Linked DNA regions of Mus musculus: regions 1 and 3 are each linked to region 2. A link is a loop called in an ENCODE intact Hi-C map of the cell type or tissue named here. Cell type or tissue: left cerebral cortex. All regions are shown on one strand.

Region 1 (8,000 bases), 250 kb after region 2:
TCATCTGGCCTCCCTCTAGAGAGGTACCGAGTTTCTCATTCCTCTCAGGTCCACTCATCACCTGCTGGGGCAGACGCCTGGGGTCATTTGTTTTCTGTTAACTTTCAAGTTTCTTCATACAGCAGCTTCCAAGGCTTGGAAAAGCCAGCATTTAGGAAGCACAGTGCGTTTGAACTTGAGCTGAAAGCCTCTCTGCTGTGAGACTTGGAAACCCACCTCTGGATGCAGTTGTTGCCAACAGAGGGGAAACAAGAAAGCACCCTTATCCACACTTTGCAGCAAGCTCTGTGTTAGGCCATGGAAGAGCACCTATGTCACAGGCTGGCTGAGTTTCCAGAGGGGACTTTAGGACCACTTGGTGAGAGGACAAGTCACCTGAGGATCCTGAGGTTTAAACACCTGGGTAGCAGGGGAAGAGGCAGAAGAAAGAGGGAGAAAGAAGAGAGAAGAAATAGAGACGAAGATGCAGGGGTGGATGCATGTGTACCCAGAGAACCAATGGCCCAGATACCACCCAGACACAACAGTCCTGGTCTCAGGCAAATGTAAGGCAGAAGGAGGCAAAATGGGGAGTGTGAAATTAGGCCCTGGATTCTGTGGCGGAAGCCGTAAGGTCTCAAGACTCCCATTTTGCAAATACTTCTTAGCATTGTCGAGAGCATAGTTAACTTACCATGATCATACAAACTCCGTAACCCAAATCTGCAAACAGCATCTCTCTGTGTTAGTCATTCTATGCTCCCCAGGGAGGGCTGCTTTTGCCAGGATTCCTCCCACATTGTCTCCTGCTGCAAGCTTTAGGAGGCCTTTGACCGAGGTCAGGTTTCCACTGAAGACCCAGCTCACTGGTACTTTACCACTTCTCCCTTGCAAGTATGTCTCCATGTTAGCATCGTCAGTGTCCTGTGAGAAAATCATGGGAAATGCTCTCATTTGCCACCCAGGCCCCATCACACATGAGCCAGAATCTAAATTTTAGTCCCCTCACTGGGTCCTGGGTGGACCCAGTTAATGGTGAGAAACTGGGACTATTGGGTAACTGGAGAGCACCCCCAGATGTGTACTTGCCTTTTAACACTGCTGCCTCTCCTTGGCCCCAGCTGATTCTCCTGCTGGAGAAGCCGAACCTTTCCACCAGACTTCCAGGGTCCAGGGAGAACGGACAAACTCTGGAATCTTCAGTAAGAAACATCTCCAAATTCTAACAACCTTCAGCTCCCCCTGGCAGGTAAACTTCTTAGGCTGGCCTCGTGGTAGGCCTTGGCATACACTTCTACACAGGGCAGCTATATCAACCCTGATTGTCATCTCTCAGATCCCACTGGCTTATGAGAACTGGGGCTTGTATGGTGCCTCATTTCACGGTCCTCCTGGACAGAGACACAATGTATATAACAATCCTTCCAGAGAGTTTTATGCATTATGGTCTGGCTTTGCTTTAATGAAACCCCATCTTAAAGGCACAAGAATGAGATGTCCAGTGTGTGTGTGTGTGTCTGTGTGTGTGTGTGTGTGTGTGTCTGTGTGTGTCTGTGTGCATGTGTGTGCATGTATGTGTCTCTATGTGTGTCTGTGTGCATGTGTGTGCATGTATGTGTCTCTATGTGTGTCTGTGTGCATGTGTGTGTATGTGTATGTGTGGGTGGCTGGGTGAAGGTTGGAGGTCAGCCTCAAATGTCATTCCTCACAAACTCTATGTCTGTGGAACCTGCGGATGAGGTTAGATTGCTTGGTCAGAGAGCCCAAGGGTCTGCCTGGTTCTGCCTCCCCAAGCACTGGGGTCACACACCACCATGCCCAGTTTTTTATATGGTGTCTGGGGCTCAATCTCTTGTCCTCGTGGTTGTGAGATAAACGCTTCTGACTGCTCTGTCCCTCCAGCCCAGAGATGTCCACTTTTATTCAGTGGATACTTACTTCAGGTGACAGCCCTGAGCTAGGCATTGTGACAGAAACGAATGAGATCCAGCCCTCAAATCTTGCATGCTGGGTCTTCACTTCCCACAGCCTTTGATGGAGCAGGGGCGTCTTCTTACATTAGACTCTCCCTAGAGGACATATGAATGATGTTTCCTTAAAGAAAGCAAGAATTTCCTGGCGTGATGGTGTGTGCCTATAATCCCAGAACTCAAGAAGCTAAGGCAGCTTGAAGATTATGAGTTCAAGGCCAGCTTGGGCTATATACTAAGCCCCTTAACAAAGCAACTCTGCTAACAGGTTTCCCAACACACATCTGGCTGCGCCATGCTGAGTCAAACATGAGTCCTTGAACAAAGAGCCTCTTATGGCTTGATTGGCCTTCGAGTTCCTGGTGCACAAACTCTCACAATACGCAGAACGTTTCTTCCCCCAGAAACACATTTAAATAAGATTTTCTCAAATTGGATTTCAGGTGGTTTCACTTCTCTCGGCTCTGCTTTGAAGCCAAACTTACCTTTCCCGTGGCCTACTTCCGCACAGCCTTCCCGATGATTTTAAGCTAATCTGTTAAACCACTTTGCATTTAGAAGGATTTAACCAATATTAGAATACTATTTTACTCCTCCCCAAGAAAGATAGGGCCTCTAAACCCATTGCTGCACTAATCCGGAATTTCACAACACACGTTTGTGCAGGGCTAGAAGGCTAGGCAGGCTTGGGGCCAAAGCACAGAGCCCATTGGAATTTTTATTGGTCCCAGGGACACAGGCTCTGCCTAAGGTATCTTTGGGAGATGTCAGTGTCTCACAGCAACCTTTCCTCCCCACTTCAAGGGTTTCGGGTCTACTGTGAGTGAGGTAGACCTGCCTGTCCCCCGGGGCCAGCCATCCTGTCCCCTGAGTGATCCTGGGCCTCTCCACAGTAGGAGCAGTAGAAGGTTACTTGATTTTCTGCCTCTGTCTCGTTGTGTGACTGCAAGGTCATCCTCAGTGAATCGTGTGTGACCTTGATCTGGGAGGCAATCCCTGTTGAATCTTTCAGATCAGAAAAAGGGGTGGGGCAGATGTACAGAATTGAATGTTTCCAGAGAACCTGGGAATCTTGCAGGGATGCAGGACTAGTAGGTTTCATAACCACTGGGCAATAGAGAGTATATTTGGCCTTTCTCAAGAATGACTACCTCAGGAGCTCAAGAGGACAGCTAGGTCCCCTCATCTGTCCCACCAGAGCCGAGCCTTGGAAATGTAAAATACTAGGAATTGAATATTGTTACAGTGATTGATGTCCTTGCTCTTGCTGGAACTCAGGAAAGGAGGGTGTGGGCAAGGTTATAGGAATGGCGGGCCCTTCTCTGCCACCTCTTCATTATTGTCCTCTGCTTGCTCATTTCCCTAGCCTCACCTGTTAGCCATCTGCACTGTGGCGTGGTCCACGTGCTCATGACATCCTGGCTGTGGAAAGAGCAGGGGAGATCGTCTGTGCTGTAGCTATACATACATTGGATGCAATGAAACGGGGGTGGTGTTTGTGTCTCTGTTTTCTTTCAGAGTGGAGCTAGGGATGTGTCTGCCTGGAACATCTGCTCCTGGGCACCGTGTATTTAACTGCAGTGCAGAAAATTTAAACATGAACTTAAGTTCTCTGAGACTGTGTGGAGGGAGATTTGGCCATCAGCGTTACAGTTCTTTTTCTAAACCAAAATGCCCAGATTGAGGCATTAAAATGTAACACTTCCACACCCACAGGGTGGGAGGAAGAACACAGCTACATATTTACAACCTGATTTCTCTGGGGAAAGGTAAGAGCTGTTGTGTGGTGTGGCTTCCTAGTTCGTGTGTTGGCTCTTCAGTACATTTTGTTATTTTCTGTGCACTCAAACACAGACCATCTGAGTGAACACACACAGCAGCTGAGAGCGCTTCCTCCTCACCTTGCTGGGTGTCCCTCCCTAAGAATCTGTGCCAGACTTCAGGGCGAATTCTCCAGACTTGTAAGGCTGATGATGCCCTGAGGCTTATCCACTGGAGACAGCAGGGTTAAGGCTGAGACCACTCTAGCTATGTCTCAGCTAGGTTTTTTATTGCTGCGATGAAATACCATGTCTAAAAAGCGAGTTGGGAGGGAAGGGTTTATTTGGCTAACACTCCTATACTGCTATTCATTATCCAAGGAAGTCAAACGGCAGGATCCAAGAGGCAAAAGCTAATACAGAGACCATGGAGGGATGCTGGTTACTAGCTTGCTCCCTATGCCTTGCTCAGTCTGCTTTCTTATAGAAGCTAGAACCACCAGGCCAGGGATGGTACCACCCACAACGAGCTAAGTGGTTAATCACTAATTGAAAAAAAATGTCTTAGTGCGGGGTCTTATGGAGGCATTTCCTCAAATGAGGCTCCTTCCTCTCTGATGGCTCTGGCTGGCATCAAATTGACACACAAACTCAGCCAGTACAAGTTGTAATGACAGCTAGGGGGAAATCCACTGGGACCCAGAACCTCCTTGAACATGACCAGGAAAGGTCGGCCCTAGGGATCTACTTCCTACACACAGAGCCTGTAAGCGACTTCTATCCAGGTATCCAAGCAGACTTCACATCAGCCGATCAGTCACAAGTCTTAAACCTTGAGTCCCAACAACAGCCTCCTGGGTTTGTCCTTGTTGTCCTCTGCCACCATCTTGAATTCTCTCCCTTTTCTCTCGCACACATGTGTGTCACTGTCAGATCCCAAGTGAGAGAAAAGATAGAATGGGGACTGCCCTTAAAATTGTCATCATGGATCCAGTGAGATAACTCAGCAGCTAAAGGTGCTGCCTACCAAACCTGTTGACCCGAGTCGTCTCTCTTGAATCCACATGGTAGAATTGACTCCTACAAATTGTTCTCTGACTTCCACGTGTTGCTGTGGCATCCAAGCCCTCTTGTGACAAAATAATATATGAAAAAAAATCCCATCCATATAATCACTGTCAGTTCATAGGCTTAGATGTGCTTAGAGTTTCTGAGAATGTCTGTCAGGAAGTTTCTAGATTGGGTTACATGAGTAGTCAACGGACTGGGGTCCTAGTCTGAGAAGAAAAAAGAGAAGCTACAAAAATTTATCTATCTCTGCTTCCTAACCAGCTGGCTCACACACCTGCTACCATGATTCTCCCACAGCAATGGGCTGGACTCTAAAACTGTGAGTCAAAAATAAGTCCCGGACACTTAAGTCACTGTTGTCAGAGACACTTATCATGACAATGAATTAAGTGACTGACAGATGATGTACACACCTCCCCATCCAAGAACATGGTATACTTCTGGGTATTGTCTTCTGGGCATCTCTCAGGAAAGTTTTAACATTCTTGACTTAATTCTCTCAGAGCATTTAGACACTTCCTCCATATTAGCTAACAACATTAAAAAACTAAACTCATTTTTTTTTAAATCACAAGAAACAATTTCTTTGCTTCCTGGTGGGGTGGGGGTGGGGAGCGAGGGAAGGCCTGCAAGATCAGGCAACACAGAGCCCATGTTGTGCCAGGCAATGAGTGATTGCCTGCGTGGCAGAGGCTTAGCATCAGAGTGCTATCCTCCTCCTGTCATTAAATGTTTGAGTATGTGACAGGGGCACAGCAGTTGAAAACGAGGTCGGGGGTTGATCACGGGAAGCTGCTTCTCAGAGCATCAAAGAAGGAGTTGGGTTTCCAGACTGGAAACAGCAGGAGCCTGTAGGGCGCTGGGTGGAGCTGGGATGGGGGACAGATTGGAGATAGGCACATTAGGAGGCCATGTTCTTACTGAGACAGGATCTAGATGCTCTTAGGAAACAAGGGTGGGGCTTATGGTTTGTCAAGAGCTGCTAATGTAGCAAATTTGGCCTCTCCTCTGAATGAGGAGTGATTCTCTGACTGTTGGCATGTAGACTCCTAACTGGCTCAAAAATGATCATTTTAGAAAAGGCAACTTCCACTAGTATCCAGATTCTGCCCTCAGAGCCACTGAAAGGCCACCAGGCAGGGCCACGTGGTGGTAGTCCTTCCTTGGAGCCTCTCCGGCCTCACTCAGGAGTATCTCAGTTTTCCTTAATAAATCATGGCCACTTTGCTTACTCTCTGCCCATGAGTCCTTCCTTATGCTCCATGGGTGTGAGACAGTGAAACAAGAAGCCATTGAATTAGGGTAGGTAGGGTGCTCCTGACCATGTAGCTGCCCCCAGTTATAGTCACTAATAGCTAAGAAAGACTCCCTAGTTCTCAAAACTCCATAGTTTGCTCTAGGTGTGCTAGGAACATGGGCTCCAGCTGCCTGGCGTCTGAAAAACAATAGCCAGTGACAGCCACTGCCTAGAGACCAACCTTGGGGTCCTTCTTACCCTGAGCATCCCTCCTTCTGTCAACAGACAGAAGAGACTCACCACAGCTGAGCAAACACGGCTTAAGCTAAGGACGGACATGGACACCCCCCTCCAACCTGATACCATCAGGCCACCAGAGCTATAGGATGGCTAGAGAGCATCAGGGAGGAGCCAGGACACAAATGTCTATGCCAAAATCTGTCCCCTAGTGATTGTAAATTGGTGAAGTTGTTTCACATTCTGGCCTTGTGTTTCTCTTTATTTGATAATTAAAAGAAAAAAATTGATGCAAGGCAAACCAGAAAAGGCAGATTGAAAGTTTCAGTCCAGGAATAAAAGGTTGGGCGCATCGCCTGCAAGGCCCTTCAAAATAAGCATCAACAATATCCCTGACACACTCACCTCCACCCACGTCTCGCACTCTTATCTGATTGTCTCAACAACCAGAAGCTTCTGTTTAAGATTTGAATTAGATTCTCCCTGGGTACTGAGGACCTGAGGAACAGACAGGTGAACTCAGAACCAGGTCGAACTCAACTTAGGGGCGTGTCCTAGCTAGCGTTAACTGTTCATTCAATTTAGCTGAGAATAACCTGAGAATGGAGTAACAGGTTAGAGGTAGCCTCATCAAAGTGGCCTGTGTGTATGCATTGTCTTGGCTGTTAGGTATTTATATGCATGGGTGTGGTGTGGTGTGGTGTGTGTGTGTGTGTGTGTGTGTGTGTGTGTGTGTGTGTGTGTGTGTATTTCAACACTGTGGGCGGTGCCATTCCCTAGGCAGGTGGTCCTGGGCTGTCTAAGAAGGCTAGCTATGAATGAGAAGGCAACACTTCTCCATGGTTTCTGCTATACTCCTTCAGCTCTAAGTTCTCAAGTCCTGCCCTCAGGTTCCTACCTTGAGTTTCCTCCATGATGGAATGCAACCTGTAAGCTGAAAGAAACCTTCCCCTCCTCTGAGTTTCTTTTGATCCAAGTCATAGTAACAAAAAGGGAACTACAGCAGGAGAAATGGTTAGGGGAAGCTTCACGAAGATGTCTGACCCAGGCGGTACTGACTGGAACCGACTCTTTTCCTATCCTGTTCTACTGACAACCTGCTCTTCCCAGGCTCAGAATAGAGACTTACCAAAGGTTCTTCCATGTGTTTGCCTTGCAGAGAGCTTAAGGTAAATGAGGCATCTCTGGTGGATGAACGAAGACCTGCCTCCCCCCCCCCCCCCCACTCTCCCATGTCAGCAGCATGATGACCAAAATCTCTTGCTAGGAGTCAGAATTCTGAATCTGCCATACCTTGCCATACCTGGAAGAGATCTGTGGAAGTCTCTGGGCCCGGGAGACACCCGTCTTAGTAAGAAATGAAAACCAGCCTTCCTAGCCTGTGAGAGGAAACTCTGATAGTGTTATGGGACACGGGTAGGTCACATCCCAAGTCCTTAATGGAAGGCTGAGATTCAAGACTCCTCCTTCAGACTTGGCCTTGGCATCTCCACGCCTGCCTCTTACCGTGCAATCCTTCGCAGCCCTCCCTCCCGCCTCCTTCATTTCCTGGCTCCTACCACATTCTTCAACACCCCTTTAAAAATTAAGGGTGCAGCAGGGGCGGGGGCAGCCTTGGAAACAGATAAGAGGTAATTGCCTGCCTTTGACTCCTCTTGATGCGAAAATAGGACGGGAATGACTCAGTCTGGTTGAAAGGTTAGTTGAAGGTTATTACAGGAAAATTGTTATTCATACATTTTTCCC
Region 2 (8,000 bases):
AATTTCCTCATATACAAAACCTCAGAGGAGAGGGTGTGAAGGAGTCTGACTGTTCTTGAGAAAAGCAAACTGTTTTCATTGTTAATGACCTGGAAGTAATTTTAGACTGTGTCTTGAAATCACAGTCTATCAGTGGACAACTTTCTTTCCATTGTTCACCCAAGGTCTGGCCCAGCACCCAGAATAATAACTTCACCATTCCTAACCTCATCACTGCGATTAGGAGATTACGACCAGGCCTTGCTCCCCTCTGCAAGGGCTGTTTGCTGGCTGTGCCAGGGATTTCAGGCACTTTAGACACATCAGCTGTTATAATCCACAGCTACCCGTGAGGGAGGTTACAGTAAGATTTCCACTTTACTGTACCTCAGAGAAGGTAAGGGGCTTGCCCACACTGGCTGCATCTAGAGCCTCAGGACCTAGCTGTCGTTTCTTTATCCTCTGAGGGAAACAGGCCGTGCTCTGGGAGCTGCAGGTCAAGGTGATCACATTGCAACAGGCTTCTAAGAGCAAGAACGACCGTGAAGTGGGGATCTAACTCAGCAAGGCATCTTAGCGGCACTCTGCTGATTTCAAGAGTCTGATCCGGCCTGCCCTGAAGAGGCCTTGAGTGTTCTCCATCTGAGTGGGAGTATTTGACTGAATAAGATGCATTGCAGAGGGGAGCTGGAGAGATGGCTCAGCAGTTAAGAACGCGTGGTTGGTTTGCAGAAGAGTGAGTTCGGTTCCCCTGATGTCCTCTTCTGGCCACATTAGGCACCTGCACACACACAGAACATAAATAAACCTTTAAAGAATCACATTTATACTATTTATAGGAGAAGCCCTTAACCCACAGAGGGAAACACAGTTTGAATGCATTTTCAAGTGGAGACACCCTTTTCCACACTAATAATTGATAGACTGCCCTCAAATTGCTCTTATTTGTTCGTTAACGTAAGTCCCCCGAGGGCTCACTAGGCAACACTTTATTAGCCTGGATGAAGTAATATATTTTAAAGTAATAAAATGACATTATTTTTAAATTATTTCTTAATGTGGACTTTGCAGCCACTGACTGCCCTCTCTGATAGGTCTGAATTAGTGAGTTTTAATTGTGTGTAAAAAAGCAATAAAATCATCATTATAAAAATGATGGGGTGTCTCACTCACGGCAGGCACCATGCAGCTTGTTCTGCTCTGCTTTGCTGAGCCCACACTGTGGGCACTGCACACCCTTGCCACAGGGCCAGTGGGCTCAGCTGGGCGGTCCTCATCCAGGGCCCTTGCTTGTGAGCGTTGTGGGGGAGGTTAAAGGTTAGGCTTAGCATCTCCATTCAAGATCACAGTCTGTGATACCCACTGGACCTAGCCAGACATGAACATAATGTGGTGATGAGTGTGATTTTTTTTCTTTCATGGATAAGTGTGTGTAATATGTACGCCAGACTTGTATATATGGGTTTCCCATGTGTGTAGGCACGTGTGTATACGTGTACATGTACAAGCACATATGTGTGGCTGCTGGAGATTGAAGTGTCTTCCTTGATTGTTTTCTACTTTATTCATTGAGGCAAGGCCTGCCAATCGAACCCAGAGCTCTTTGATTGGGTTTGTCGAGCTACCCGACTTGCTCTGAGATTGCCCTGCCATACAAATTCTGGAGTTACAGGGTGGAGCTGCCATACCTTCCTGGCTTTTACATGGGCATCTGAATGATTCATGCACTGAGCCATCTCTCCAGTCCTGATGGCTTATATTGATTGTCACCTTGCAGAATCTACAGTCGCCTAGGGGACAAGCTTCTAGGCATACCTGAGAGGATCCAGACTAGATTCTCTGAGATGAAAAGAATCTCCCTAACTTGGGTGCACATTTTAGGGACTGGAGGCCTAGGCTGAAGAGAAGGAGGAAGTGAGATAAACAACAGCAGCACATCACATCTCCTTCCTGACTACCCTGGGTGCAACGTGGCCAGCTGCCTCAAGCTCCCACTCCCATGCCTTCTCTGCTGCAACGGGCTGCACACTGAAACTGTGAGCCGGAACAAACCCTTTCCCCTTAAGTTGCTTTTGCCAAGCATCGTGACACAGAAGCAAGATAAGTCATCAATCAATTCATCTGTTAAGGCTGGCCCTTTGGACCAGGAAGCCCCAGGTTAACAAAGACTGTGAAAGAATAGAGACGTGCCTTGTACACACAAGGTTTCCCATGATCTGGCGCAGAGTTGATACTTTGGCACATGCTTGGTGGACACACAAAGCCCACGAGGAGTGCGATGGCTGATGGCATGTGTTGATTTGCATATGCTACGGTGACTGGTGGTTTAGTCAGACACCAGCCAAGGTATCACAAAATATTTTATGTCCGAGACTAACATTTAAATCAATCAAGCCCACTGCCTGTTTCTGTCTAGGTGATTAGAAATCCAGTGGATTCCAGGCCGATGTTGTGAAGTTGAACTAGAGACTGTGATCTAGAGCCGAGGAGCCCCTCTCTTTGGCTTCTCTGGGGGCATATTGGTTGATGAAGAGTTGTCTTGAGCTGCACTTTATTCCAGGGACATCCTACCCATGGCCCAGGCATTGCTAGACCAGGCCTATGGTTATTTTGAGTGGCAGCAGGCAGAATGACATCATCTACAGAGTTCGTGATTGAGAATCATGCACTCAAGTTACAAAAATTGCAACAGAAACCACTTCATAGTATTTTAAGTAAGTTTAAAGTTTTGTCTTGGGCCAAATTCCCATATATTCTGGCCTGTACTTGCTGTCAGGTGGGTTAGACACTCCCGGCTATGTCATCTCGTCCCAAAAGCTTTAGGCACTGGTCAGCTCTGCAGACAGTGGACAGGGGACAGTTCACAACAGTTTCCCCTTCTCCCTTTCGACCTCCTTCTTTCTCTTTATATGTATATTCATGAGCGCGCGCGCACGCACACACACACACACACACACACACACAGACAGAGAGAGAGAGAGAGAGAGAGAGAGAGAGAGAGAGAGAGGAGAGAGAGGCATGTGTCTTTGTATGTGGCTCTCCATACCTAGCCATACATCTCTAGCTATTTTACTTCTGTGTTCTTTGACTCTTGGGGATCCTAAGTAGGGCAGAATTAGGGAGGCTATTGTCCTTGTGAGTAGTGATGACCTTGAACTACAAGTTGGGGACACTGGAAGCAGCCTCTGCAGAGAGACAGTCCATGATGGAGAGGAGCCTGTCTTACTAGCAGCTCTTTTCTGATCAGGGTCTCCCTAGGCATCCCAGATTGGCTGGAACTTGGGATCCTCCTGCCTCAGCCTCTCTGGGTGTGGGATTACAGATGTGCACTACCATGCTGGCTCACTAGCAAGCCATTCCTCTAGGTGGTCTGTCAACAAGACACACCCTGCTGATCTACCCCTGGCAGCGGTATCATGCTTTTTTGGATCCCCTTGGAAAATGGATGGAGGGGCTGTTATAAACTGGGACAACCCAATGGGGGCAGGTGCCATTCCCCAGTCTCCCCTGCCAGCCTTGGTGCCATCCTCCAGCTATGGTGCAGGAGTGTCAAACAGTAGAGGGCACCAGAGGCCTGTCTCTGCTGTGACAGCCTGTTTTGGTGGCATCAGGCATGTGTGGGCGAAGGTGGTGCGGCTGCTGTAGGAGGTGGTACTCTGTCGTAAACAGGGAGAGCTCCGGATTGCTGCTGTGCCTTTTTAACTGTAGTTTCATATGGCTGTATGAGGCCAACTACATCCAGTGGGCTACAGAGAGCACCTGGGACCAGGACCTGGGGGTGTGACGCGCCTTGGCTTCTCAGGAGTGGGTCTTACATGATTAGGTGCTTTTTCTCTCGGTCAGCTCTGCATTTCACTGCTGTGCGTCAAACCTGGGAGGGCAAGCTAGGAGCCAGGACAAAGCACAGTGGGGCGCAGTGTACCAACAGCCAGGCTGCATGGCCCAAAGTGATGAGGCTGTCCCCAGACTTCTTCTCTCCAGTACCTTGAGTTTCACCATCACACTTCTGCCCACTGGCTGCCCTACTCCCACCTCTCTACTCTGCACAATGTTCTGGTTTCAGGAAGAAGGGAAGGATGGAGGTTGGGGAGGGCGGCGACTGACAGTAACAGTTTTCACGGACAGATGCGCCTGGGGGTGGGGTGATGCAGGGGTGGTGCCATGTGGGATGGAGAGCTTCATCCTTGCTCTGCTTTGAACTGGTGTTCCGTTCCAGCAGCTGCATGTATGCTCTGCTGAGCCTTTCCTTTCCAGAGCTTCGGTTTCCGTCTCTGTAAAAAGGGGCTCAGGTGATCTGGGGTTCTCATCTGGTCCTTGTACCTTGAGGTCCATGTGTTGAGGATCAGGCTCAGGGAGGCACTTTGGTCTTGGGGAAGGGATGGGAAGGAAACAGACTCTGAGAGTTGTTAGCTGGCTGTGCTGTTCTGCCAGGAGTTGTTCCAGCCTCTGCTCCTGTTTGATCTCCTTTGGTGTTGGCACGTGGTCATGATTGACACATCTCCAGATCACACAAGACCAAGGTCAGGTGAAATCTGTCACCTCTAGCCCTGCTTGGCTCTCTAGGAAGAGAGGTTGTTAGTGACACCAAATTTCCCACACTCCCTATCTGTCTTCTGTAGGTCACTGTCCTTTACTTCCCGGCTGTGACCCCTCCCACATGGGCAGATGATCTGTCCTCCAGAATGTCAGGCATGATCTGTGGGCAGTCACCTAGGGATGGATTGGGGCGGGACATGGAACTGTTCCTTGGCACTCAGCTGTGGGGTACTTCTTTTTGGAATGACTTTGTTGTCCCTCCTCTAGGATGGCCAACTCCTGAGGCTCCAACCTCTTCATAAGGCTACTCCTGGGTGGGACTGGCTAGAGATGCAAGTCTTCCTCAGTCCTTCAGTCTATTTACCTTGGCTCAAGCTCTGGATGCTTGGGGATGTAGTAGGGAGAGAGACCACTTTTTGGATGTCTCCAGCACTCCCAGGATTCCATCCTAGAGTCTTAGAGTTCAGCAGTGTCCACAGAGCTAATCCCTCACCACTGGGCTTCGTGAGCACCCTGGATGGCTCTCAGATGCCTGTTACCTCCTTAGAGCTCCTGAGGTAGGGTGCTAGTGTTTTCCTCCTCTTCATCACTGGAGGCATCTTCAGTCCTTGTGGAGTGTCTTGTTATACCACTAGGCCCACCCTGCATCTGGTTATTTACATAGGCCCAGCAGGATGCAAAGCCACCGGGGATGAGACATATGGAGATGAACTGAAAATGGTCCCCGTGGGGCTGGGAATTAGTGGGCATAAAACTTGTGAGTAAGTGGCCTGAACTGGCTCTAATGGAGCCAGTGGAAAGGGCCTGGCCCTGCCTAGGAGTGGGGCAGGAGTTGGAGGCCAGAGGTTGAAACCTGGCCTCTTTGAGTTAGGGCTGAGACCCCCCAGGTGAGAGGCCTGTCCGAGAAGGGTCAGGTTGTGAGAGAGCATATAACTGGGCAGGTATGGGGAGAGTGGCCTGTCTGCGGCTGGATATGTTTGGGGTTTCTAGAGTGAAGGCACCAGGGTAGAGATGAAGCAGAAGGCTAGGTGGGCTTTGGCCATAGAGCACTTTGTTGTCCAGGCTAAAGCAAGCCTGGAGGAGGCATGGGGACAGACAGGAGCTGTCACCTTGTTTTAGGGAAAGAGGAGGTGGTCAGGAAGATGGGAAGACACTGAGATATCCTGGGAGGGTGAAAGGGAGGAGGGTGGGAAAAGTGGGGGCATACACAGGTGAGGGTCCCATGATCCTCTCTACTCATCCCTTCAAAGGACTGTCAACAGGGAACAAGCCTAGCCATGATGATCTTCTGCAAGTAGACTCAGCTCAACTCCTATAGTTGGCAGATGGTTGACCGAAAGATTATGCTAGTTCAAACGGGACTGACGAAGTCAATTTTTAAAGAAATAACATTTATTTATTGTGCGTATGCATGCACATGTGCACACACAGAGGGCAATGTGTGAGAGTCAGTTTAGCTTCCATTGTGAGAGTTCTGGGGATTGGTCTCAGGTTGTCAGGCTTGGTGTCAGGCCCCTTTGCTCACTGAGCCATTTCCCTGACCCGAAACTTTTGTTTTTAAGGGTGATCGGTGTCTCATCTCTTCCATCTCTCTCTCTACCCGCAGAGTGAGTCAGAATGAGAGAAGCAATGGATGGGAGTTTCCAGTTCTTGTGAATCTGGAAATTATGACCCTATCTGGGAAAGATGTGAGACCCATTTGGAGTGGCATGGATTCTCTCTGGCTGGTGGGGATTCTGTTTTCCCTGGAGGCTTTCCTGCAGAGAGTAGGAACCAAAGGGCTCTGTGTTGCTATGCTATGGCAGCAAACACCTCTCTTTCAGGACTGGGCAGATAGGAACTCTAGCTGAAGGCAGTATCGACCAGGCAGGAGAATGGACAGATTATTGCAACTGTCTCTCTGGGCCTCAGTTTCCCTACCTACAGAGCAGGGCTTCCAATATTATAATCACAGAGGTATCCCACGCATCATATGGGATGATGGATTCAAAGGCAGTGTGAAGACAAGCAAGCAGAAAGTGGGATGTGGAGGAAATTCTCCTTGTCTGTTCATTCACTCCCACATTCCCTTGACAGAGAGTGACAAAGCATCCCCCAGGGGCTGTGGCCATACTGTGCTAAGTGTTCAGAGTAGAGCAGTAGACAGGCTTTATAATAAGAGCTTATCTTTGACTGTCTTATCCCTACCTCACTTTCGGCAGGGTCAGCAGGTATCAGCACCCTCTTGGGAGGATGCCACCTGAACTGAGGTTAGCCTCTGGGATGCTTGGGATTTCCCCTTCTGTTTTTTGGGGGGAGGGGTGCAGAGGCAGCCTCCCCTGTTATCTGGCAGTAATGATGCACAAGCTAATGTCACTCTCGGTCCTAAGAAGTGCAGTTAGGGGCATAGAGCAACTGTGGCAGACTGTCAACAGAACAGACCCTGTTTATGGATATGAAGGACCTGGGTTAATCACAGTGGATGAACTAACTTTTGATGAGATCCAGCTCTCCTCATCTGTGACATAAGACTCACTGCTTGCCAGTGTGCCCAGAGAAGACAAAGTGGGTATGATGTGTGGGCATTTCTTCCCGTTGTCCCTACAGCTTCAGGCTGGGTCTGACTGAGCTGGTGAGGTCCAGTAGGTGAGCTAGCTGCCTTAGCCCTCCACCTCCCTCTGTGACTGGCTTCTAGGCTAGACCCTAAGGCTTCCAGTGTTTCCAAACAGTGCCACGAGCTGGAACCAGGAAGGGTGTCTTGTTCTAGGCTTAGCTGTAGGGCAGCACCAGTGGGAAAAGGGTGGAGCCTAGGAGCCAGCTGGTGTTTTTATTCCTTTTAGGGATTTGGCTAGTTTCCTCACTAACTGCCAATCCCCAGCCCATCATGGTGGCTGTGGTGGGCTCCTGTGGCTCTGAGCCGGTCTGGGGAGAGGAAACTAGCGTTGCTCTAGATACCACAGGAAGACTAACTCTCCTGCCCTTCTCTCTGGGGGTTTCATCATCAACCAAGGAACATGAACACATCAGGCAGTGACAAACTAAGCAAGCAAAGGGAAGAGGTAAGTTCCAGAAACTTCTGGGCTCTGACCCTTGGACATTCTCCTGCACGCTGCTTCAGCTGTTTTTTTTTTTTTTTTTTCATCTGCTCTGCCTTGGCCTCTGTAGTTTTCAGGGGAATTCTGGGAAGGTTAGCTACTTTCCTGAAACATGAGGCTGACAGAAATAACCCCAGGGAAGAGTTTATTTTGGCTCCAGTTTCTAGAAGCAAGTCCTAGCGGTGCCACATAGCTCAGTGGGACAGAAAGCAGAGTGGTCAGGCCAGAACCAGAGTGGACATCACCTTCAAGGCAGCTCTCCAGACATCTAGTCCTTACCACGAAAGCTTCCACACCTCCTCCACTCAGTGCCACCAATGGGGACCAACTATTTAGATATATGCAACTGTAGGGGACATTTCACATTAAAGCTATGACAATGAGCTGAAAAGCCTCTGCCTTACCCTGGGC
Region 3 (8,000 bases), 77 kb after region 2:
TTAATTTTAGAGATTAAAAACTGAAACTCAGAGATGTTAAGTGACTCAACAAAATTCTCACAGCTTGGGAGCGGCGAAGCTAGGATTAGAACCCAGAAGGCTTTGACTTCAAAGTCTACCTCTTGCCAGGAGTCTTATCTCTGAGAAGTCCATCCCTGACTGGGTACCAGATTGCAGACCAGGACAAATAGACTCCTTGGGTGGTCTCACTGGCAGAGGTGGCTGGGTGGGTTGCTCCCCCCCTCTTTAGCTTCTCTGGCTGGGGCAGGCCTGCATGCACAGCAACGGTCTCCAGGCAGCAATAGGATGAATAACTGATGGTGATTAGCTAAATCATAACATCGCTCATGCCACGCATAAGCGATGAGACAACCGGTGCCAGGCCTCGATGAGCGGCAGCGGGCACCCCCGCGTCGCCGCCATCCTGTCCCCCTTCCCGCCCCCCAGCCTGGAGAAGCCACCGCGGCGCCCGATGCCGCCCTGTGTTATCAGGCACATGAAGTGCCGCTTCAATGAATATAGATTGACCTTATTATAGCAGCCGGCTGCTGGTGCCAGGCGCAGCCAGGCATACTTTGCACAAATTAAAGGTGTCAGCATGTAATTTACGGTTCATGGAGGAGGAGAAGGGCTGGTGGGGGTGGGGGAGGCGCCAAGGTGGGTAGGAAGGAAGGTGGGCTGCGGTGGGGCTGGCACAGGGGCTCTCACACACTAATGACAGGAGGTGCAGCGGAGGTGTCATTTCCATCCCTGGCTTTGCTCATTTTCCCTATTCATCGCTCAAAGGTGGGGCTGCCCCCTCCTCGAAGTCCCCCCCCCCACCTCCGCACCGTGTGCATGTGTGTGTATTTTGCAGCTAAATTACTGGTTTTACCTGAAGAGCGTAAAGTAGGTGTGCTAATTTACGGCTTGGCAGATAAAGCCTCAGTATGGGGAGCTGTCTGGGAGGCCTGTAATACGACATCATTTGACTAACACACCCCAGAGCGACTTGACATCTCAGAGTTGGGCCTGTGATTAAAGTTGTGGCTTTCTTCGCCTCCCTCTCCCTTCTCCGACACGGAGAACAGATTAAACTCTAAGTAATAGATCTCGGGTTTCTTGCCATCCCACTGATATACACAGTACACAGTTTGACACAAAGAGTAAGTTATAGATCACAAACAACAGCCTCTGCCCTTCACCGCCCAGAATTAATTTCCCATTTGCTGAGCTTCCCTGTTCTGCAGGCCCATTTCCTGGTGAGCAGGGCCGGCTCCCCTCCTGCAATGGCAGGGGATACAAATGGATAGGGACACTTAGCTCTGGACAGGTAGCGTGACCCTAGAGGCTTTCAGACAGGATAGCTGAAGGGAAGAAGTGACTTCCTAGTGTCATCTCCTGTGTTTGGGTGGCTGGGTGGGGGTGCTCAGCTGGGGCTTCTGATTGACAGCTCTGGACCCTAGATGTGGATGGGGTCATGCTAAGGGGGAAGAAGGCAGAGGGGCTAGACAATGCCCTGAATGCCCCCAAGTTGCCATGTAAAACTGTCTCCTCCACCCCATCTGGGTCATGCTTAGAGGTCACTGATGCCTTCATTGGTCCCCAGGCTTGGCTAGTGTGGGTACCAGCAGGAGATGGGAGGACAGAGCTCTCTCAGATCTTTTCTGCTTCTCCTGAGTGATACCCCACCCTAGGAAGAACTGCTCCTCAGACGTGGGAGGGGACAGTCCCAGAACCAGCTCCTGTACCCCCTAGGACAACAGCTGGCAGCTGCTCTTTCCCTTTAGCTACCTCATGATCCCTTATGGTTCCTTTAACCCTGTTGGCCTCTGTCACAGCCTCTCTACTCCTACCTCTGCAGCTACACCATCTAGGGGAATTCTCCCTCCCATGGGGACCTGACTGGTACCTGGGGTACCTATTCTTTCCCTACCCTCAAAGACTCTAATGCCCCAGTCCTCTGCCTGAAGGTATGCAGCAAGCAGGAGGCATTCAGATCTCCATGGCAACATGCTGTCTGTTAGGCCATTCTAAGACATACCGCAAAGGACTTTATACATGGAAACCCCATTGTGGGCCCACGTGACACTACCTGGCTAGGCCCAGTAAGTAGCAAAAGTGTAAGGCCTGGAGATGCGGAACCCAGGTCTGAACTTTAGCCTGGCTATAGGCACAATGTCCCCTTCATTGTGTGTGGTTTTATCATTCCTGGTTCTCATGTGTGCATACACATATATACCTAAACACAAGGCATGCATATACACACACACACACACACACACACACACACACACACACACACACACACATAGATACACACACCACACATACATATATGCATACACAAATACATATCTAAACACACAGGCACGCATATATACACACACACATATATATATACACAAACACAACTGCATACACATATGCATACTCACCTATTTTACACACCATGTGCACACATGACTTGTATATCTTGGGGACAGAAGTTGAGGATGATCAGGGAGGAAGGTCCAGAAGTGGCAAGGGCTAAAGATGGCTGATTGGGCCAGGGAAATCAAGAAGGATTTTTTTTTTCTGGAAGAGGCAAACTGGTCCTGAGATGATTAGACTGCCATTAGAACAGACTACATGGGACCACCAGGTTGCATGGCGGTAGGGAAGTGCATTAAACGTACAAACACCAGGGCCTGGAGAGGTGTCTCAGTCAGTAAGGTGTTAGCTATGCCAGCATCAGGACTTGAGTTCTGATCTCCAGCACCCATATAAAAGCTAGGCATGGTGACACATGTCCAAAACCCCAGAGCTGGGGCAAGTGGGGACATAGGTAGGTCCTGGAGCTTGCTGGTCACCTGTCACACCCAGTCGACCGGACGATCTCCAGGTTCAGTGAGAGACCCTGTCTGAATAAAACAAAGTAGACAGTGGGTGAGGAAGACACCTGATGGGCCCAAATGCTTGTCTATGTGTAGACACATGTCTACAAAAGCAAGCTCACACACCTGTCTATACACATCACACACATCACACACACACACACACACACACACACACACACACACACACACACACACACACACTACAGATCAAAGCCTTCTCACAATCTTCCCGAATCAGGCCCGAATTGGGGGTCGCAGCCCTGAGAACCATGTTGTTTTTCTTCCAAGGGCATCTAGACCCCTCCCCTAAGCCCCACTGCACACTGGGAAGGACAGAAATGAAATAACAGAGGCCGAGGGACTTGCTCAGTGTCTCACAGCAATAGTTCTAAAGCCAGGAGAGAACTCTGTTTCTCTGCTCCCAGTACAGTGCTCACTAGGGACAACTACCTACTCACACCCCCACCCCCAGCTTTCCAGAGGACAGAGTAAAAACGAAGCTTCCCTAGAGACCCGGGCTCAGCCTCCTCCCCCACCCTGCAGCCGGTTCTCAAGATGGCAAGTGGGGGGGTGGATGAAGGTGGAGGCAAAGTGAGAACACGCCTGGAATAACACGACATTTAGAAGCATGAGTCACACTGGCACTTGCTGTTTTCTCCTGCTTCCCCCTCTGCACCACACACCCCCAGGCGCTCTGAGCTGTAGGAACACCGAGTCTGGACAGGGCTTTGGGGAACCTGCCTCAGGGCGCCTGCAGGAAAGAGAGGAGATGGCTCTGAGCCTGGCGCTCCGCCTCCTTGCTTTGTAACTGTCTGATACATTGTACTTCTCTGAGCTCAGCCCAGGACCTTCGGCATCAGGCTTTTCTGTTTCCTGGTGCCACCATCTTCCGCTGGTTCTTGACAAGCTCTCTCTTTCCTGCTGTTCTAGAGCTCTACTGCTCTGGCGTAGTCAAGGAGTCTCTCTGGTGCCTGTGATGGCCGGAGAAGGGAGGACCTGGTTGGGTTAGGGGCTGGGCAGGTAGTATGAAATGCTTCAGACTCCTTGTTGCCAGTCTCAGCTCAGGATCAGTCAGCCTGCTGCATGACTAACGGGGGGATGTGGGACAAGGACAGCCAGTGGTCCCTTGGGCCTCCTCAGCTTGTGCCCTTTGTCTTCACTGGAAAAGGTGACTGGATCTTCTTTAGGGTGTGCTGGACATAGGTGCCTGGGTCTTCCACCTGTACTACCTTGAAGTTCCTACATTGATAATGGAAGAGATGTGTGTGTGTGTGTGTGTGTGTGTGTATACAGACCCAGCCAGATCAGGCAAGCCTACTGGATCTCAGGTCCCTGCAGTTCAACAAACAGTCTTGGGCACACAGCAGGTGCCTGGGACAGATGCTGAATGGAGCCTGTGACCCCCTTGGGTCTTCTCAGTAAGCAGAAGGCTAAATTCCCAAAGTGGTACCTTTGGGCAAGGATCCTCTGTGAGCCAGGGCAAGGGATAGGCTAAGGAGCCCTGTCTATGTGTGCCCTCTGGGGTCTTACTGCAGAGTGATCCCCCCAAAAAACAAAAACAAAATCAAACAAACAAACACCCCCAGACACCTGCATTATATGTGACTCTTAACATTGTATTCATTGGGGCTTAGATGTGGGTGGCACACAGTAGGTGTGCAGTTCATCTAGGTGGTGGAGAGAAGTGAATGAGAAAGAAAAATAGTTGTTGGGGCAAGGTGGGCATGTATAGAGAGCCATTTTATAGATGAGGATACAAAGTTTTAGGGACAATGTAACCTTCCCAAGGTACAACCTGCCTGGTCTCCCCGTTGGTGCCTGCCTGTCTGTGTATAGTCCACATAATGGGTAAACAACTTGCTGGACCACAGGAACCCTTAGTGCTCCAAAAGTTTCCCCTCCTCTTCTTCCGCTCTCTCCCCTCCTCCCTCTTCCTCTTCTCCCTCTTCTCCTCCTCCGCCTCCTCTTAGCCTTTGGTTTTATCATGGTATTTTCAGAAGTGCACACAGGATATTTTGGTCATATTATTCTGACTTCACTCACTCTTGACTTCCACCCCAATCTGGCTGATCCCCAATTTCACACAGACCTCTGTCTACTTTCATATACTTTGTTATTGCACTAATATTATCAGTTGTGCATATGCCTGATTATGCAAAGCTGTCAGAGGACAGCTTTGTGAAGCCCATTCTCTCCTTTCATATTTACATCAGTTTCAGGGGTCAACTCTGGTTGCCAGGCTTGGCACACCTTGCCAGCTATGTATGTATTTATGTATGTATGTATGTATGTATGTATGTATGTATGTATGTATGTATGTGTGTATAATATATGTATATACATATATGAATATATATATTTTTTCTGGTTTTCACATATGAAAGAAAATGTATGATGTTGGTCTTTCTGGACCTGATTTGCTTCACTTAATATAATAGTCTTCAGTTTCATTCACTTTTTTACAAATGACATAATTCCATTCTCCTTTATAGCCAAACAATACTTTACTAAATAGAAAATACTCATCAATTTAGTATATACAATTTCCTTACATATCCATCTGTTTACGGGCATCTAGGCTAGTTCCATACCTTGGATACTGTGACCTTTAGGCAATAAATATGGAAGTGCAGATATCTCTGTTAAGTTGATGTTTATTCCTTCATATGCTGTCTTAGTCAGGGTCTCTATTCCTGCACAAACATCATGACCAAGAAGCAAGTTGGGGAGGAAAGGGTTTATTCAGTTTACACTTCCATACTGCTGTTCATCACCAAAGGAAGTCAGGACTGGAACTCAAGCAGGTCAGAAAGCAGGAGCCGATGCAGAGGCCATGGAGGGATGTTCTTTACTGGCTTGCTTCCCCTGGCTTGCTCAGCCTGCTCTCTTATAGAACCCAAGACTACCAGCCCAGAGATGGTCCCACCCACAAGGGGCCTTTTCCCCCTTGATCACTCATTGAGAAAATGCCTTACAGCTGGATCTTTGTGGAAGCATTTCCCCAACTGAAGCTCCTTTCTCTGTGATAACTCCAGCTTGCGTCAAGTTGACACAAAACTAGCCAGTACAGATGCATACCCAGGAAAGGAACAACTGGGTCTTGCTGTCCTTTAAGGAACCTCCATGCTAATATCCACAGTGGCTACACTACTTTATAATCCCACTGCCCAAGCAAGACTTTTCCAGGAGAGATGCGATACACATGTCTATCACCCTGTAAGTGTTACAGCTCTGAGAGGAAAGGAATCCTGGCAGCTGGGAGCCAAGGAATACCCAAAAGTCACACCACAAAACAAAACTCACACCAGAGATTTACTGGGAAAAGGACAACAGGGTGCCTCTGTTCAAGAGAGAAGCAGCAAAGAGCTGAGCAGGAGGCAGGCTATACAGGATTGCTTGAAGCACGGAGTTTCCCAGAGTGGTCTGTTCTTGGGGCAAACTCAGGGATTGGTGGGAATTTGTGGCCTAATCTTGGGCTTTTTTTTTTCCTCTGTAGGCTGGAGCTTAGCTGCCTGCATCTTGAGGGTCTGGAACACGTCCTGATGGCTGTTGGAGTACTCTGGCAATGAGGCCTGGCTACTCAGGTCTCAAGGGGCTTACACACCCAGAAAGAGAGTCCACAACAGACCAGATTCCACCAAAGTCCATCTTAGTGAACTAAAAAATTTTACTTGTAGGAATATGGGTGAGGGGTTACTTACATGAGCAGAAATGACCCAGAAACAGATACATCACCAAAGCCACCCAGCATCGGTATAAAAGCTAGAAACCCAGAGCCCACTGCACAACTTGAAGGCAACTCAACAGGCTGAAGACTCCCTTTCAGGTGCCTCAAGTCTTAGCCTCTTCCAGGCAGCTAAGTTCTAGGCATTTTGGTCTCAGCTTCCTGAGTCTCCTTTACAGTATGGGTCCTCTGAAAATGACTATTAGCTGTCTTTAGTATTTAGTCTATGGGAGGCAGAGTGGCCTAGTGAATCTAATCAGTTTCAGGGACTTCCTGAAGTTATCTTGAGTTGTTTATTTCCTGTTTTAAGGAGCTTCCCTGAAGGATGGAGTTTCACTCTCAGAGGAAACTGCTACACAAAACACACCAGCAACACATAAACATTCATCTAACCCCCTACAGACACCAGCATTTGTTGATTTTTGGTTTTGTTTGTTTGTTTCTATGACAGCCATTCTGACTGCAGTGACATGGAATCTCATCACATCTTTGATTTGTCTTTCCTTTATGGCTATAGACATTAAACAGCTTTTCATGTCTCTGTTGGTTACTTGCTCTTTTGGGGACTATTCAACTCATTTGTCCTTTTAATTGCTGGGTTCAATTTCTGAGTTCTTTATACATTCTGTATACTAATCTCTCATTGGTTTAATAGCTGGCAATGATTTTCCTCTGATCCCAGACTGGCTGTTCACTCTGTTGCTTTTCCTTTGCTGTGCAGAACCCTTTTAGTTTGAGGCAAGCCATGGTGCACTTGTTTTAAGGAAGAGGAAAGGTAGAAGGAGACACGGAGACATTGGTGAGCTCTACAGCCCTAAGTGGTGTGCAAATGCAACAGACCTAAGAGCCACCGAGTGAGGGACCTGAGCGGAGGCTACCTGAAAGGACCAGAGTTGGCACAGGACACACCAAAGACCAAGATCTCAGCACAAAGGAGATTTATTTGCCCCAGAGGGACAAAGGACAGGGAGTAAGAGTCAAAGACAGGGGAGAGAGGACTAGGGAAAAGGGAAGGGAACAAAGGATAGGGAAGGGACGTTTGCCTGGGGGGTACAAAAGACTGCCACTGGGTAGAGAGAAGACAAATGTGGTCTGTAGGCAAATGGAAATTTATAAAGAGAAAGGGGGAAACCATGTGTTATGATGAACTGTTTAACATTCATTGGGCATGTTAATTAGGGTAGCCAAAAGGAGACTTTTGAGTACTGCACTTCAAAACTTTGATAGTTGGACATTGGTAGTCAGTCTAAGAGGAAGGAAGTGGCCAAACAAGGGAATAGACCTTGGTGGCTAGCTTTAGGAATGTCACATAACAGTTTAGCAAGGTAGAGGGAATCAGGGAAGGGCACGGCCTTCCAGAGCCATGTTTGCCATACTCAGGCTGGCTAGAGCCCTTCACTACCTGTATAGATCTGAAG

The links. A loop is a pair of places that touch in the nucleus more often than their neighbours do. Peaks named below come from ENCODE experiments on the same cell type or tissue, not always from the same donor. Only the 100,000 strongest peaks of a DNase experiment are listed, where the experiment ranks them.
Region 1: a loop joins it to region 2, with 2.6 times the contacts of the local background. A loop is called at or near these places in 2 of 42 quality-filtered maps.
Region 3: it touches region 2 in a loop (4-fold over the local background); 4 of 42 quality-filtered maps call a loop at or near these places.

Annotation. Positions count from the first base shown.
Region 1 is chr9:61,573,999-61,581,998 of GRCm38, reverse strand. No RefSeq gene overlaps it. Among named protein-coding and RNA genes, the nearest start is that of Gm39350, 17 kb to the left of the region's middle. In left cerebral cortex, no CTCF peak of the experiment used is centred here; DNase peaks (open chromatin) are centred at 827, 2,828 and 3,536; H3K27ac peaks cover 328 bases.
Region 2 is chr9:61,826,016-61,834,015 of GRCm38, reverse strand. It overlaps a transcript of Gm34828 not described here. Among named protein-coding and RNA genes, the nearest start is that of Gm34828, 7.6 kb to the right of the region's middle. In left cerebral cortex, a CTCF peak has its summit at 3,534 (motif pointing right); DNase peaks (open chromatin) are centred at 3,583, 4,091 and 6,521.
Region 3 is chr9:61,749,501-61,757,500 of GRCm38, reverse strand. Gm34828 (a long non-coding RNA gene) reads left to right here. Exons shown (of 7, transcript XR_001779197.1): 7 at 6,355-7,114. Among named protein-coding and RNA genes, the nearest start is that of Gm34828, 69 kb to the left of the region's middle. In left cerebral cortex, a CTCF peak has its summit at 3,632; DNase peaks (open chromatin) are centred at 452, 1,032, 1,970, 3,470 and 1 more place; H3K27ac peaks cover 820 bases.